Regions from separate parts of the Homo sapiens genome. Here region 1 is linked to region 2. Evidence: chromatin loops called from intact Hi-C (ENCODE). Cell type or tissue: A673. All regions are shown on one strand. Links, peaks and the distances in the headings refer to the core of each region. The heading gives the core; the rest is flanking DNA.

What was found. A loop is a pair of places that touch in the nucleus more often than their neighbours do. Peaks named below come from ENCODE experiments on the same cell type or tissue, not always from the same donor. Only the 100,000 strongest peaks of a DNase experiment are listed, where the experiment ranks them.
Region 1: a loop joins it to region 2, with 17 times the contacts of the local background. A loop is called at or near these places in 57 of 110 quality-filtered maps.

What each region holds. Positions count from the first base shown.
Region 1 is chr13:51,066,858-51,075,196 of GRCh38, forward strand. No RefSeq gene overlaps it. Among named protein-coding and RNA genes, the nearest start is that of C13orf42, 40 kb to the right of the region's middle. In A673, for the core only: CTCF peaks have their summits at 3,381 (motif pointing left) and 3,384 (motif pointing left); a DNase peak (open chromatin) is centred at 3,354.
Region 2 is chr13:49,971,733-49,980,071 of GRCh38, forward strand. No RefSeq gene overlaps it. Among named protein-coding and RNA genes, the nearest start is that of MIR3613, 21 kb to the right of the region's middle. RefSeq lists silencers at 873-1,065, 4,961-5,255. In A673, for the core only: a CTCF peak has its summit at 5,111 (motif pointing right); DNase peaks (open chromatin) are centred at 4,299 and 5,119; H3K27ac peaks cover 1,357 bases.

The DNA of each region.
Region 1 (8,339 bases), core at 56-8,055, 1.1 Mb after region 2:
CTTCAGCATCTTTCCCTTGGCATCCGAAGTTTGCTGAAAGATTCTTCCCTTCTCAGTAGGCACTCCTTCACTCTCCGCTGTTGGCCTCCCTCTCCTATCCTGCCTGCCCTTCTTTCTGTCACTCTCCTTAGAAAGACTTCCTGGTCCTCCTTCCACTCAGCCTTTCTGGCTCCTTTGCTTTTACTCTCCCTGCTTAACTCACGCCAGCTCCTCCATAGAAGGACTTGACACCTGGAGAGACTGGTTTCAGCCCCCTCTTCTTTCTGAAATGGGGACTTTACTTATTCTCAAAAGCTGGACTCTATGTGCTGCTCCTCTGTGGAAGGAACATGTGGTCAGGAGGAGAAAAAAAAAAGGCTCAGGAATAGATGATTTCCATAATTACGCTTCGCAAACCCTTGCCTCCATTCAGCTGACACTCTTTCTTTCTGCCCTGCCAAGCGGGCTTGCTCTGGCGCTCTCTCACAAACCCCCTCCCCACCCCCAACCCGCTTTTTCAAACACATACACCAGCACCCTCACATTTCACAATAAGTAAATGGTTTAAAAAAAAAAAATCTCCATTTTCTTTTTCATGCGGCAGATGGCAGTTCTCAGGAACTTGGTGGAAATTAGGCTTTCTGATTTTCTGATAAATTTCAACATCTCACACAAAAAGCACAAGCTCATTTTGATTCTGATGTTAAGTACCATATGGCATATCACCCGTGGAACGTGGCAGCTTCATAACCAGGGTAACAAGGAAGGGAGGGTCTTTCCTGTAACAACGAGGCTGAGTGGGAATGAACCAATTGGATTCCTGGGTGAATACCATTTGATAATAATATTGTATATGACAGTGGAGTAATTATCCCTCTTTTATGGTATGTGTTAATTTTCACTGCCAGTTTCCCTAATTACAACTGCCACCCAACGGACTACTTTTTGTAAATACTCTGTAAACATTTGAAAAGACATAGACAGTGCTTGTACCAAAAAAAAAAAAAAAAAGTCCCTAGATTTTGAAACTGTCTGGAAAATTGGCTGACGTTTTATATGTTTTTCAATTGCATAGACAGCCAGGGAGGAAATTTCACTATATGGAAATTCCCCTTCTCTCCTCCATGACATAATGGACCTCCCTGCCGATACTGTGACTGTTGTTTTGAGGGATATTTTTCGCTGTTACCTTTTTCTATATTAAGTGCGCAGTTTCATGATCTTTGACAAATGTACACTATTGTGTAGCTCACACCCTAATAAAGATATGGAACATCTCTGTGGTCATGGAAATTTCCCCGGTACCCCTTCTCAATCAGTCCTACCACCCTCAGCTGCCCCTATTCCGATTACTATCATATTATCGCCACAGACTAGTTTTGCTTGCTCTTGAACTTCACGTGAATACAGTCTGTTCTCTGTTGTGCCTGGCTTAACTTGTTAACTCACTTTTGGTGCATTGAAGAGTTCAAACACCATTCCCCAAATTAGTAACATGTATGTAAACACAGTCTCGCTTGATGCGTGTCCTGTGATAAGTGATGAGATCCAATAAGCCACATCTCATCTCCCGTGATCTATGTATGATGTGCGATGAGAAACACAAATCTTTTATTTTTCATGGACTTGCAGGGAGGGCGGGATACCATTGGGAGGTCGCTGGAGTAAACCTCTATCATTTAAGGAAAGAAACTAGAGGGAGAATGCAAGGTAAGAGTGTCTGAGAGGAAGATAGGACCCTGATCTGGTTTTTGGTGGTTTGTTTGTGCATTTCTGGGAACGCAGCTGCCTCATTCCTGGTAGGAAGCCTTTCCTGTGGTTGATTTGTTGCCCCCAGTCTACCTCAGACTGCCTGGCTTCTGAGCCGCTGCTGGCTTTCTTTCCAAGGCCTACATCAGCAGAGGAAGGTGTCCCCGGACACAAGACAGGGTGTGGCTGAAGCTGGGCTCCCAGAGGCCCGTCTGTTAAAAAATACGCCCCCACCCCCCACCCCCCAGGCCTGCCAGGTCTCTGAAATTCTCATTCCTTTTAGCTACAACTTGGGAAACTTCTGACAGAATAAAAATATATTCCTTTGGCTGAACAGATTAGCTAGTATTCACCTAAGAAGGAAAAGGACATAGAACAGTTCAACTTTGATGTGTGTGCTTCAGAGGGACTGAGAGGATCAATTTCCACATCAGTCCAAGGCATAGAGTGCTCTCTGAGAGGCAGGCTCTGCAGAGGGAGGTCTCCATCACCTAGGGACCGCAGAGGCACAGAATGAAAGAGTTCAGCTTTACTCGTGTGGCAGGTGGTACTGGGATGGCCTTGAGTTTTCTCCCTTGGTAGGATTAATATCTCATTGAAAGATGTCTTGAGGCTGGGATAACCTGGCTAAAGGTGGAGCTATGATAAACAGCCAGATCTCTTTTGGCATATTTGCGTATTAGAAACTTTAGTATGCAGCAACAACTGAGTCAGCTATCAGTAAGAATCTTCAGGAAAAAAATAACCAGAAGACAGGGCGGTTTGTTTTCCTAAATGTTCATAGTAAGTGCTTGTACTCTTTTCATGCCAGCTGTAATAATAATCACTCACTTTCACCAAGCCTCACAATATGCCTGGCACAAAGCACTTTCCATGTTTTAGAATGAGCCACATGAAATTGCCATTTTTTACAGGTCAAAGACTTTAGAATTGAACGAACTGAACCACTTGCATTTCGTTCTACTTAATATTAATTCAGCCTTACCACAATCCTATAGTGTAGGTCCTATTATCATAAACACCCTTGACTGATGGGAGCATTGAGGTGAAGAGACATGAAGTAGCTTCCTTGAGGCTCCAAAACTAGTTAGTGTCAGAGCTGGTATTCACAACCAGGCCTATGTCCTATATCACCTTCAAGAGAAGAATAAAACTAGCTGCTGTTAACCCCTCTCTTTTTTCTGGAAGAGGTTTAGGCCTGTCTTGGAGTCAGACAATATCTTCAGAAAAAAAATCTCTTTTTCCAGGAATGTCAAAACTCTGGCTTATGTGAGCCCATTTTATTTCATCAGCCACACTGGAAAGTGAGGTTTGATTCACACATGTGGTTGAGTACAATGTTGTGAAAAACACCTGAAAATGGGCTCTGAATGTGGAATTCTGAATCCTTTGATTTCAGACAAGAGGTCCTTTGATTTCCCCTTAGGATGGATGAAACCAGCAAGAACTGAGGCATTTCCTACAGGGTGGTAACCAGCTAGTGAACCCAGCTCACCTCCTCAATTGCTAACGGCCCCATACTCGTTGACAATGATATCTGTGTATTCTAAGAACTAGAGGGCAGGGCTCTTTCCTTTTCAGTTTGATTTTCAAATCTTCAGCGATGCATTAAGAGGACCAGCGGGATTGCTGAGCGTAAAGCGCCACCGTGTGGCCAAAGCCCCACATGCCAACAGGACGCTGTGTAAGTCATTCCCGCAGGAAGGGAGGCAGGAGGTGTGTGGCTCTGAAGACTCACAAATCCTGACCAGGTGCAGGATCATGGCTCAGAGGACTGGGCTCAAGTCTGAGTCTTCACCCTGCAACTGGTACTTGAGGTCTGGAGTAATCATGAAAAAGTCCTCTGTCTTTCCCAAGTGATAGTGCCCCTCAGTGTAAAATGAGGCTACAACCTTCTCCAGGTGCAGTGGTCCCAGAACTGCAAAGAGAATATACATCTGACTTTGTACATTATGTACAGAACCCAGGCAAGAATGGAGGTGAGGTCTCGCAACACTGGCACTCGAGGTAAGGGCTCCTCAAGACCAAAGTCAACAATCTTCAAATCTAACCTAATCTATACTTCCATTTGATAAAGGAAAAGTTGCAAATAAACCAGGTGATCTGGGGACTATATATAAGGAGGCATGACAAAAAAGGATTGTTACATTGTAACCAACTGAATGTAACTTGCAGATTTATGTATTTTGAGAGCCCTAATAATAATAATAATATGAACTGAATATTTATTGTGCTTACTCTGCCAGACACCAGGCCAAGGGCTTTATGTGCATTATGCTATCAGGTGCTCATGAGGGTCCCATGAGCCCAATCTTAACCACAAGTCGGTGCAGTGCTGTCTTCTTCAAAACAGCTTTCTCAGGAGACTGTACTTCCTCCAATTGAAACATTTTGAGAATTTCTCTTTTACAGCTACTTTCAGAGTGTGTGGCACAATTTTTGAATATCCTAAGTGATAGCAAATCAACATTCTTTCATTATGACAATAGTTAACAGTTACTATCTACCAGGCACTTTAACAGGTGTAAATTCATTTAACCTTCACCATGACACTATATGTTAGGAAATGTTATTATCGTGCCCAATTCCCATTTGAGAAAAATAAGGCGTAGAGGGCCTAAATCATCTGCCCACTTTTACACAGCCAGGGCCTCAGGCCTGCAGCTTGGATGAGACCGTGTGAGACAGGGTGAGGCTGGGTAGTTTTTTCTTTGCATGAGGGGGTACTCGGGATCCAGAGTCCATCCGCACTCCCACCCAGTGCAGGCCAGAGACCACTCAGTGAAAGGAGCACCTAAGTCATGAATGACACTTCAGCTGCCCGTGGGCTTCTGCTACAGGCAACTGTCTCTCAGCAGGGCTTGAGTTTTAGAAACAGTCAGAAGGAGTGCAGAGCTGGGTCTCATGAGACAGGTTAGTGAGCTTTCAGCTGTGGACAGTCCGATTTTGAATAAAAATTGAGACTGTTTTTCTCACCTGGCTGTGAAGCCTGCTCCACCAACCCTGCCGGTCTCCCATGCCGCTTCCCCTCTCGCCCTCTGGGCTCAGTCCGCACCCTTGGAGCACTTCCTGCTCATTGGCCCACTCTTTCTCGAACCTTGCTTGCTCCTCCTCTGCTTAGCTTCTGCATGCTGGGGTACTCCAGGCCTCAGGTGTCAGCTTCCTCCCTCTTACATCTCCACTCAGCACCTAGGTGACCTCACCTCCCTGTGGCTTCAAATTCCACCTCTGCGAGGATGGCCCCGGGATTACACCCTAGACCAAGCCATTCCCCTGAGCTCTACACAAAGATACCTAATTTCCCATTTGACATCTCTACTTGGAGGTCTACGGAAAGCTCTAAGTAAACATACCTAAAATAGATCTCTTGATTTCCCTCGCCACCAAATACCCCTGCCCATCAGCCCATCCCTCATTCAACTCAATAAAGGGAACCTCTATCACGATCCCATGTCTCCATATCGAATTCACAGCAAACCTAAATACTGGAAGGTTCTCCTTCAGAGTTGATCCTAAATCCAATCATCTTTGGTTACTTCCCTATCCCCACCCTGATCAAGCTACTCCCTCAGGACCCTACAGAGCTGCTCAACAGCTGTCCCCACCCCACCCCCATCCCCAGTCAAAACCTCACCCAACAGCCAGAATCATCTTTTAAAAACGTGATCAGATTGTGTTATTCCCTTGCTCAGAACCCTCGAGCACTCCTGGGCACCTTCCTTCCTTCTCCTCAAGATCCCTTGATGCCGTTTCACATGGAGCCTTCCTTTGCCTGGGCAGTTCTCCTCCTGGTCTCCTCCTGGTCCTTTGCCTGGGCAGTTCTCCTTCTGGTCTCCATTAATCCCCCATTTCATTCCATTAAAGTGTCACCACCTCTGAGAGGCCTCCACTGACTGAACTCCCCACCTTCCGCCTCTCTACACTCTGTGCCTTTCTCCACCAGACTTCACAGCATTTCACCCCCGGCCCTTTATTCTACGTAAATATATATGCATGTCATAGATGACTACTTATTGCCTATACACCTCTGCCCCCAAATTTAAAATCTCTGAAGGAAGGGATCTGGTCCTATTCTGCCTTCAGGGCCTAGAAGAGTGCTTGGCAAATACGGGTGCTCAGTAATGCACTACAGATCAGTCAGGGCCATCTTGGAGCTGCCTCGCATGAGCCATAATCCCTCTAGCACAGATGCCTTGCATGGTATTCCCTCGGCCTGAGTCTCTCTCCATGGCCCATGGCTCTTGACTTTTTTTTTTTTTTTTGTACTTTAAGTTCTAGGGTACATGTGCACAATGTGTAGGTTTGTTACATAGGTATACATGTGTCATGGTGGTTTGCCGCACCCATCAGCTCATCATTTACGTTAGGAATTTCTCATAACGCTATCCCTCCCCAAGCTTCCCACCCCGCAATGGGCCCTGGTGTGTGATGTTCCCCTCCCTGTGTCCATGTGTTCTCATTGTTCAACTCCCACTTATGAGTGAGAACATGCAGTGTTTGGTTTTCTGTCCTTGTGATATTTTGCTAAGAATGATGGTTTCCAGCTTCATCTTTGTCCCTGCAAAGGACATGAACTCATCATTTTTTATGACTGCATGGTATTCCATGGTGTATATGTGCCATATTTTCTTTATCCAGTCTATTATTGATGGACATTTGGGTTGGTTACAAGTCTTTGCTGTTGTGAATAGTGCCACAACAAACATATGTGTGCATGTGTCTCTATAGTAGCATGATTTAAAATCCTTTGGGTATATACCCAGTAATGGGATTGCTGGATCTAATGGTATTTCTAGTTCTAGATCCTTCAGGAATCGCCACACTGTCTTCCACAATGGGTGAACTAATTTACACTCCCACCAACAGTGTAAGAGCATTCCTATTTCTCCACATCCTCTCCAGCATCTGTTGTTTGTGACTTTTTAGTGATAACCATTCTAACTGGCGTGAGATGGTATCTCATTATGGTTTTGATTTGCATTTCTCTAATGACCAGTGATGATGAGCATTTTTTCATATGTCTGTTGGCTCCATAAATGTCTTCTTTTGAGAAGCATCTGTTAATATCCTTTGCCCGCTTTTTAATGGGGTTGTTTTTTCTTGTAAATTTAAGTTCTTTGTAGATTCTGGATATTAGCCAGTTGTCAGATGGATAGATTGCAAAAATTTTCTCCCAATCTGTAGGTTGCCTGTTCACTCTGATGATAGTTTCTTTTGCTGTGCAGAAGCTCTTTAGTTTAATTAGATCCCATTTGTCAATTTTGGCTTTCATTGCCATTGCTTTTGGTGTTTTAGTCATGAAGTCCTTGCCCATGCCTATGTCCTGAATGGTATTGCCTAAGTTTTCTTCTAGGGTTTTTATGGTTTTAGGTCTTACATTTAAGTCTTTAATCCATCTTGAGTTAATTTTGTATTATGTGTAAGGAAGGGATCCAGTTTCAGCTTTCTACATATGGCTAGCCAGTTTTCCCAGCACCATTTATTAAATAGGGAATCCTTTCCCCATCGCTTGTTTTTGTCAGGCTTGTCAAAGATCAGGTGGCTGTAGATGTGTGGTGTTATCTCTGAGGCCCCTGTTCTATTCCATTTGTCTATATCTCTGTTTTGTACCAGTACCATGCTGTTTTGGTTACTGTAGACTTGTAGTATAGTTTGAAGTCAGGTAGCGTGATGCCTCCAGCTTTGTTCTTTTTGCTTAGGATTGTCTTGGCTATGCGGGCTCTTTTTTGGTTCCATATGAAATTTAATGTAGTTTCTTCCAATTATGTGAAGAAAGTCAGTGGTAGCTTGACGGGGATAGCATTGAATCTATAAATTACCTTGGGCAGTATGGCCATTTTCACGATATTGATTCTTCCCATCCATGAGTATAGAATTTTCTTCCATTTGTTTGTGTCCTCTTTTATTTTGGTGAGCAGTGGTTTGTAGTTCTCCTTGAAGAGGTCCTTCACATCCCTTGTAAGTTGGATTCCTAGGTATTTTATTCTCTTTATAGTAACTGTGAATGGGAGTTCACTCATGATTTGGCTCTCTGTCTGTTGTTGTATAGGAATGCTTGTGATTTTTGCACACTGATTTTGTATCCGGAGACTTTGCTGAAGTTGCTTATCCACTTAAGGAGACTTTGGGCTGAGACAATGGGGTTTTCTAAATATACAGTAATGTCATCTGCAAACAGAGACAATTTGACTGAATGTAGACAGTCAGAGACAATTTAACTGAATACCCTTTATTTCTTTCTCTTGCCTGATTGCCCTGGCCAGAACTTCCAATACTATGTTGAATAGGAGTGGTGAGAGAGGGCATCCTTGTTTGTGCCAGTTTTCAAAGGGAATGCTTCCAGTTTTTGCCCATTCAGTATACTATTGGCTATGGGTTTGCCATAAATAGCTCTTATTATTTTGAAATACGTTCCATCAATACCTAGTTCATTGAGAGTTTTTAGCATGAAAGGCTGTTGACTTTTGTTCAAGGCCTTTTCTGCATCTATTGAGATAATTATGTGGTTTTTGTCGTTGGTTCTGTTTATATGCTGGATTACGTTTATTGATTTGCGTATGTTGAACCAGCCTTGCGTCCCAGGGATGAAGCCAACTTGATCGTGGTGGATA
Region 2 (8,339 bases), core at 150-8,149:
CTAGCACTTTGGGAGGTAGAGGTGGGCAGGTTACTGGAGCCCAGGAGTTCAGGACCAGCCTGGGCAACATTGTGAAACCCTGTCTCTACAAAAAAGCTACTCTGGAGGCTGAGGCAGGAGGACTGCTTGAGCCCGAGGTTGAGGCTGCAGTGAGCCGAGATTGTGCCACCGCACTCCAGCCTGGGTGACAGAACAAGACTCCGTCTCAATTAAAAAAAAAAAAAAGGAAATTTCTGAAGTGATAGTAATGTTCTATGTCTCGATAGCAATTTGGGATACAAAGGTATAGGCATTTATTATTATTAAAACTTGGAAATTTACACACAAGCACATAAGATTTATACATTTCATTGTATACATATTTTACTTCAAAAGAAAAAAGTCAACAAATATTTAACCTAGTCAATGATATACATGCTGAGTTATTTAGGCGGAAGTCTACTGATGTCTACAATTTACTTTTAAATGCGCCCAAAAAAAAAAAAAACAGGGATTGACGAATGCTTAGAGAAAGGTACAGACATGTGATAAGCCAACTATAGTGAAATGTTAGTGGTAGTCTACATGGTAGGTATATGCTGTTCACTATAAAATTTTTTCAACTTTGCTCTGTTTGCAAATTTTCACAATAATATATTGGGGAAATGTCTAGAAATGTGATGCTACCCTAGGTCAGCAGGAACTGTGAAAGATTAGACCTGTATTCTGGTTCCCAGATGCTAGAGCCTTTATTTTTTTTGGGGGGGTGGAGGTGGAGTCTCACTCTGTCGCCCAGCCTGGAGTGCAATGGTGTGATCTCGGCTCACTACAACCTCCACCTCCCGGGTTCAAGTGATTCCCCTGCCTCAGCTTCCCAAGTAGCTGGATTACAGGCACCTTCCAGCATGCCCAGCTAAGTTTTTGTATTTTTAGTAGAGACGGGGTTTCACCAGGTTTGTCAGGCCGGTCTCAAACTTGATCCACCCGCCTCGGCCTCCCAAAGTGCTGGGATTACAGGCGTGGGCCACCACGTCCAGCCTGCTAGAGTCTTTTATACTTGATATAATTTCTTGAATTCTGATTTCTTGAGGTTTTGTTTACTTAAATCTAGTTATCTCATCTCCCTTCTACTTTCACTTTCTGGTTTATCTAGTAATTTGTTCATTCATTTTCAAATATTTACCTTTCCCTACTAGGAACCAGGCCCTGTGTAGGTGCTGGGGATACAGTTTTGCTTCTGCTCCCATGGAGCTTCCATCGTGGCTTATTCCCAGTAACCAGCACCTCCAACTCCCTTAATTCTATCAGGAATGCTGTTTCCTACATCTTTGAGGCTACGACAGAGAGGGCCAGTTTATCCATTGAATAGTATAGGCCCCACACCAAGGGTCTGGGAGCTTTTTACAGTTCTATGAAAAATGTTTTATGCATGAAAAAAAGAATCTCCAATTTACAAAAGAAAATCGCAAAATCCTATACATTGCCAAGGCTGTCGAAATGAACTCCTAGTCTTTTTGATTCCCTCTTTTTTTACAGCTCTGAATACCATAGGACTGCCAGCATTTCGGGCCCCAGTAGCAAATCTAGCCCTAATATAGATGCTGTATGGGAATAAGACACTCCAATAGTCAGATGGATGCCTAAGCTATCATAGCCTAATGACATTGCAACTTCATTCTTTGAACTTCTTGTGCTGATCTGTTGTTCAGCAGTCCACCTTCTGATTCCCATGTAGGTCTGCGGAGAGGATGCAGTATTTCTTTGGGTATTTCTAGTCTCTGTAACAGTGCTTTGTCAGGTAAACCCATAAAATAGCTTGTGATTAAGAGCTGTCACACCACATGTCTAGAATTTGAGAAGGAAATCGGCCAATCCGGGTGCAGTAGCTCACGCCTGTAATCCCAGCACTTTCGGAGGCTGAGGCGGGTGGATCACTTGAGGTCAGGAGTTCGAGACCAGCCTGACTAACCTGGTGAAACCCCGTCTCTACTAAAAATAAAAAAAATTAGCTGGGTGTGGTGGTGGGCACCTGTAATCCTAGCTTGGGAGACTGAAGTAGGAGAATTGCTTGAACCTGGGAGGCAGAGGTTACGGTGAGCCGAGATCGCACCACTGCACACCACCTGGGTGACAGTGTGAGACTCCATCTCAAAAAAAAAAAAAAAGGCAATCATGTCAACATTATTATTATTTTTTTGGTCCCTTATGGCCATACATTTCTCAGTGTAAATTAAATTGCTAATTTAAGAGGGACAAGGAATAGTCTTGCACATCTTCTCATCCATACTTTTAGTTTTAAACTTAGTTCTAGTTGATTCAGGCCTTGTGAAGCCTTGTTTTATCTTATTCTCAGCATCTAGGTTCTAACCCCTACTGTTCTCCCATTATTGACTGTCCCTTGCCAGGCCTCTCTTAACAGCTGAACCCTGGGCTTCTGTTTCTCCATCTTTTTTTTTTTTCTTTTGAGACGGAGTCTGGCTCTTATTGCCCAGGCTGGAGTGCAATCGCGTGATCTCGGCTCACTGCAACCTCTGCCCCCTGGGTTCAAGCGATTCTCCTGCCTCAGCCTCCTGAGTACCTGGGATTACAGGCATGTGCCACCACACCTGGCTAATTTTGTACTTTCAGTAGAGATAGGATTTCTCCATGTTGGTCAGGCTGATCTCGAACTCCGGATCTCAGGTGATCTGTCCACCTTGGCCTCCCAAAGTGGGAGGCCACCGTACCCGGCCTGTTTCTCCATCTTTAACTGTGTTGTTTTAGGTCCTCTTGGGTAAAGCCCCGTCAACTCAATCCCCAGGTTTTTTGGGCCATAATGATGCCCCTGAGGTTTGTGCTCCCGGAATGCCCCAGAGCTGGAAACTAGGCAGCTTTTGCACATAAAATTACTTTATTATAAAGGTTTCCCACTAATACATACTAACAAGTATGAGATATTGATTTTAAAAACTTTGTTTTAACCAAAGAAAATAACAGAACAATGCCTTATAAGCCAATATTTAAATAAAACAGAGCATTATGAAATATTTTATTTTTATTTGTTGGTAATTATATCTGGATGGCTCATGAAATTACTGTAACATCCTTGATTTTATTGTTCCCTCAGGAATTTCCTCTCTATTTTAAATAAAATGTGTTTTATGCACTGAGTACATTTAGTATCTCCACTCTGTTAGACAATTACAACACTGTAGATACACAGAGCTATGCAATGTGCCTATTTTAACTATAGATTAGCTTCCTAGGAAGAACAGTGTTGGTATCCTTTGCCATTTAGAGTCAAAAGGAGTCTGATGGCAGTTCTTTACAGTGACTGTTGAGATGACTGAATCTTCCTGAGCCAAGTCTTCACATCTCTATTTTGTTGTTTTAATTTGAATAACTATGAAAAGATTGATTTTTTTTTTTTTTTTTTTTTAGGACAGGGTCTCACTCTGTCACCCAGGCTGGTGTGCAGTGGTGCGATCATGGCTCACCGCAGCCTCCATCTCCCTGGCTCAGGTGATCCTACCATCTTAGCCTCCCAAGTAGCTGGGACTACAGGCTCCCACCACCACCCCCGGCTAATTTTTGTATTTTTTGTTAATCCTCCCACCTTGGCCTCCCAAGGTGTTAGGATTACAGGTGTGAGCCACTGTGCCCAGCCAAAAAAGACTGAAATCTTTTATTTCTGATGGAGACCTCAAAGAGCTCACTGCATAGGACTGACCCCAGGTTGCCTTTATATTTCCTGCATTTTTCTCCTGTTGCTCTTCAGAGAAGCTGTATGATATAAATGAATGAATGAATGTGTGTGTGTGTACACACACATATATCTCCATTCAAAAGCTATAGCACATGCATGTTTGTGTGTATGTGTATATATGTGCATGTATATAAGTATATATGCATACACACATATACACACACACAAAGGTACAGAAAATATATATCTTGTGACTAAAATTCCCTGAACTACCAGTAACTCCAGAAATTCTATTCTGGAAAACAATGGCTAACATCTAATTCATTATCTTAGAATTATCACAAAAGGAATATGAAAATGTGGTTTCTAGTGCAATGCAGTTAAGATAGGTATTCTTGTAGGCCATGGTTCCAAGAAATTTGTTTGACAACTGTACTGAGTAGTATATTTCTCCACTTCCTTTATTTTTTTCCCTTACCTTTTTTGAAAAAAAAAAAATGAAGAAAAATGTGTTCCTCTTTCAAGTTCTTTTTCTCTCCTGGCTTATACAGTATGTTACCAGCAGAACTTTCTCTAAAATGAAAGGAAGTCATTGCTAAGAAGAGACAAAAAGTTAACAGGATTAAGGGAGTAAAAAGGCACATGGAATTTCTGGGTGTGTCCAGAATCTGAGAAGATTTGAAAAGAGGAGCAGAAAGAATTTTTGTATTTTAGAAGTTGAGGGGCCCTCCTGGCCTAGTTTGAAAAACACAATCAGATACAATTTGAAAAAAGTCCAACAAAATCTAGTGGGAAGATAAGCTAGAATCTTGTTACAAAAAGTGTCACGGGCCTTGGTTGTATATTTTAAATGAACTTCTTAATTTCATATCAAAATGCGTAGATACCTCCTGACCCCCATTCTTGCCCTCCTCCATTTCCCTGTTAAATCCTGACCTTTCTCTGTAGACCTTCCCATTTCCACCCTGGAGGTCTGGCTGTCAGGACTACTCTCAGGTTGCCTGGGTCTCCACGGTGGCACCCATTAGCCGTGTTGCTTCTGGGCAGGGCATCTGTTTCTGTGCAAAGAGAAAATGCTAGGGTGAGTCACCAGTCCTTCTCTCCTAACAAAAAAGCATTGTACTGTACAGTTTGATTTCGGCTCTTGTGTGCAACTTGTGATTGCAAACTAATGGGGACATGAGGCACAGCTCCAGTGACACACCTCTCAGGTTGCATTATAATGATCTGATTGGGATGTACCCCATTAGACCGTGAGATCCTTTAAGCCTAGGATGCTTTTATTTTTGTGTTCCCAGCCCTAAGCACACTGTGCCTAGCTCAGGGTAAGCACTAAACAAATGTTTCTTGATGAGAATGCTACAGGAGGAAGGGAAGGGTTGTACTCTACACAAAGAGCGGAAAAGCTACCCTTTAAGAAAGAGACTCATCTTCGCATGGCCTGCAGAGGGCGCTCTTGCATCATAGCTATACCATGCATCCTTTGCCCATCACTGGTTTCCTTGAGCAGTACCTTTTTGGTAAAACCACAGGTGTGAGACTTTGGAAATTTAGACTTAAACCTGCCCAAACACATTAGAATATCATCAGTTGCACAGAACAAATCCACATTACAATTATTCCAAAGGGACAAGAACATTCCAGAATTTGCTTAAAGAATACTAAGCCATGACATCTCAGAAAGTCAAACCTAAAGAAGAAAAATTGCCTGGTTAGTCTTCCGGGAAATGTTAATAATTCTTAAATTTGGAAGGCTCCTTATACTCACTTGATGAGCCAGTTCATCTAATCCAACTACCTCATTTCTCAGATGAGGAAACTGAAGTTTATAAAATTCCTCAAGGTGATGTATCTACAGAAAAATTATACTCTCAATTCAGGCTTTAGATGTGTGTTGAAAACATGGCAAGGTGTCCATTTGGAAAAAATGCACCTAGAGCTTTCTCTCTCTCTCCCTCTCCTTATTTAAATAGAAAGATTTAAAAATAAAAATATGGCCAGGCATGGCATCTCATGCCTGTAATCCCAGCACTTTGGGAGGCCAAAGTGTCAGGAATGCTTGAACCCAGGAGTTCGAGACCAGCCTGGGCAACATAGCGAGACCCAGTTTCTACAAAAAATTAAAAATTAGCCAGGTATAGTGGCATGTGCCTATAGTCCCAGCTACTCAGGAGCCTGAGGCAGGAAGATAGCTTGAGCCTAGGAGGTCAAAGCTTCAGTGAGCTGTGATCACACCACTGGACTCCAGCCTGGGCAACAGAATGAGATCCTGTCAAAAAAAAAAAAAAAAGTACTGTAGTAACTGCTGAATAAAATACATAAGACTGGAAAGACACTATTTTAATGGTGAATCTGGACAGCACTCCAAGGGTACATTTTAACAGGTTGGAAGTAGGCTTTTAACATATTATGGGGGGGATCAACTGAGTAATAAATAACACAGAATTAAAAAGTGTTGGTTAGCCAAACTGACCATCAAATTGAGAGCCAAAAAGCCATTAAGTTATGATTCTGGACAAGGCTCTGATTGCCACAGTTCAGAAAAGTTATTTGACATCTTTTTCACATTGTTAAGCTTAAAAAACAAACCCAAACTCAAATCCCCAAACCCTCAAAGCATCAAGTGCTTGAAGCATTTCTAATATACCTTCCGCATCAACCCTCACCTCCTTCTTGTTTCAGAGAAACCATGATCCTCCTCCAGGCTGGTTCTTAATCAGCACCCCCTCCCTTCCCTGGGTGCCTCCCATTTGTAGGCAGCCATTATTGGGCTGTATTCTGGTTGTGTTGAGGCTGGCAGGAAAGAGGAACAAGGATAGCATGTTCATGTGGTGTGAGTGGTCTCAGCTTCTAGGCATGCTGGGGGAAAGGGCAGTCCTGTGGCCCTGTGAGAGGCCCACTCAGACCCTGGCCAGCTCTAAGGGCTAAAGCAGCTCTGAGGTGTAGCACTTCACTTCCATCGGTTTTAGAGGCCCTACCTGGGGAGAAAAACGGCAGAAAAGCAGCCCTCAAAGAAATGCTACCATGGGATATGGCCTCAAGAGAGGAGCCTCAGCCTGAGATGAGTTGGGGGGTGGCCTTGAAGAAAAGAGGCCCTGGCTTCAGGGGCGTGGGGGAAGACAGATAAGGTGTTGGAAGGAAGCCACTCAGGATTCTTTGGAAAGCGAGGACAGTGAAGTTGGAGATTAAGGACCCGTAAACAGGGCAAATTACAGGAATTCTCCCCAGCCAACGGGAAGGGAAGGGCAGGGCCTGAGCACTTTCCTGGCCTCTCAAATTTGAAGATGCCTGGGGGTCACTGGGGAATCTTGTTGAAATGCAGAATCTGATCCAATAAGTCTAGAATCCTGCCTCAGATTCTGGATTTCTACCAAGCTCCCTGGTGAGGCTGCAGGTTCTTAGGCCCCACTTTCAGAAGCAAGGGTGTCTTCTAGACTTCAGAATAGAGAAAGTTGAACAACAGAGACCATGTACCAGAGAGTCATCTATGGGCAAATTCGTTCGGAGGAAGTCCTTCTAGCTCCAGTTCAAATTCAAGGTTGTCTTTGCAGATTCCCAGGTAGTAAAAGGATTTTAGGAGTTCAATTATTGGGCAAGGAGGGGAAAGGATCCCAGATTTAAGGACCCCTCATCAATATCCATTGGGGCTGGGAAGAAGAGTGGCTGGTTTTCCATTAGGTAGGGGGCCCAGATCACTAATAATCAGGGCGATCTGGTGAGGCAGAAGATGCCAGCAAGAAATGCCCTGGAGGGCCTGAAGCAGCTGCTGAATTCCCCATGAGCAGCTTTTCACATGCTACCTGAAGGCAGCCACTGGGAGGTTTTGAAAGAAGATACTAAGTGACTCCGCACTAGCACTTGCCACACTAGATAACCTGGTGAGAGAAGCTGCTAATTGTAATAGAGGCAGAATGTTATCTGTACTGTTTAAAACAAGTTTTCCAGGGGGAAATGAGGACAGGCCAATGCAGCCAGAAAGCACTGGGTGTTGGCTTTGCAGAAAGCTGTTAGGAACAGGGTTGCCAGGTGTCCTGTTTTGAACTGGACAGCATGGTATTTTAGCTTCTAGTGTACGAAAATGCAGTAAATGCCTGTTTTTTAAAAAAGTCATTGTTGCGGCGGGGCGCGGTGGCTTACCCCTGCAATCCCAGCACTTTGGGAGGCCAAGGTGGGCGGATCACCTAAGGTCAGGAGTTCAAGACCACCCTGACCAACATGGAGAAACCCTGTCTCTACTAAAAATACAAAAAAAAAAAAAAAAAAAAAAAAAAAAAAAAGCCAGGAATGGTGGTGCATGCCTGTAATCCCAGTTACTCAGGAGGCTGAGGCAGGAGAATCACTTGAACCCAGGATGCAGAGGTTGTGGTGAGCTGAGATTATGCCATTGCACTCCAGCCTGGGCAACAAGTGCGAAACTCCATCTAAAAAAAAAAAATCGTTATTATGGCCAGGCGCGGGGGCTCATGCCTGTAATCCTGGCACTTTGGGAGGCTGAGGTGGGTGGATCATGAGGTCAAGAAATCGAGACCATCCTGTCCAACATGGTGAAACCCTGTCTCCACTAAAAATACAAAAATTAGTTGGGCATGGTGCCACGGTGCCTGTAGTCCCAGCTACTCGGGAGGCTGAGTCAGGAGAATCGCTTGAACCTGGGAGGTGGAGGTTGCAGTGAGCC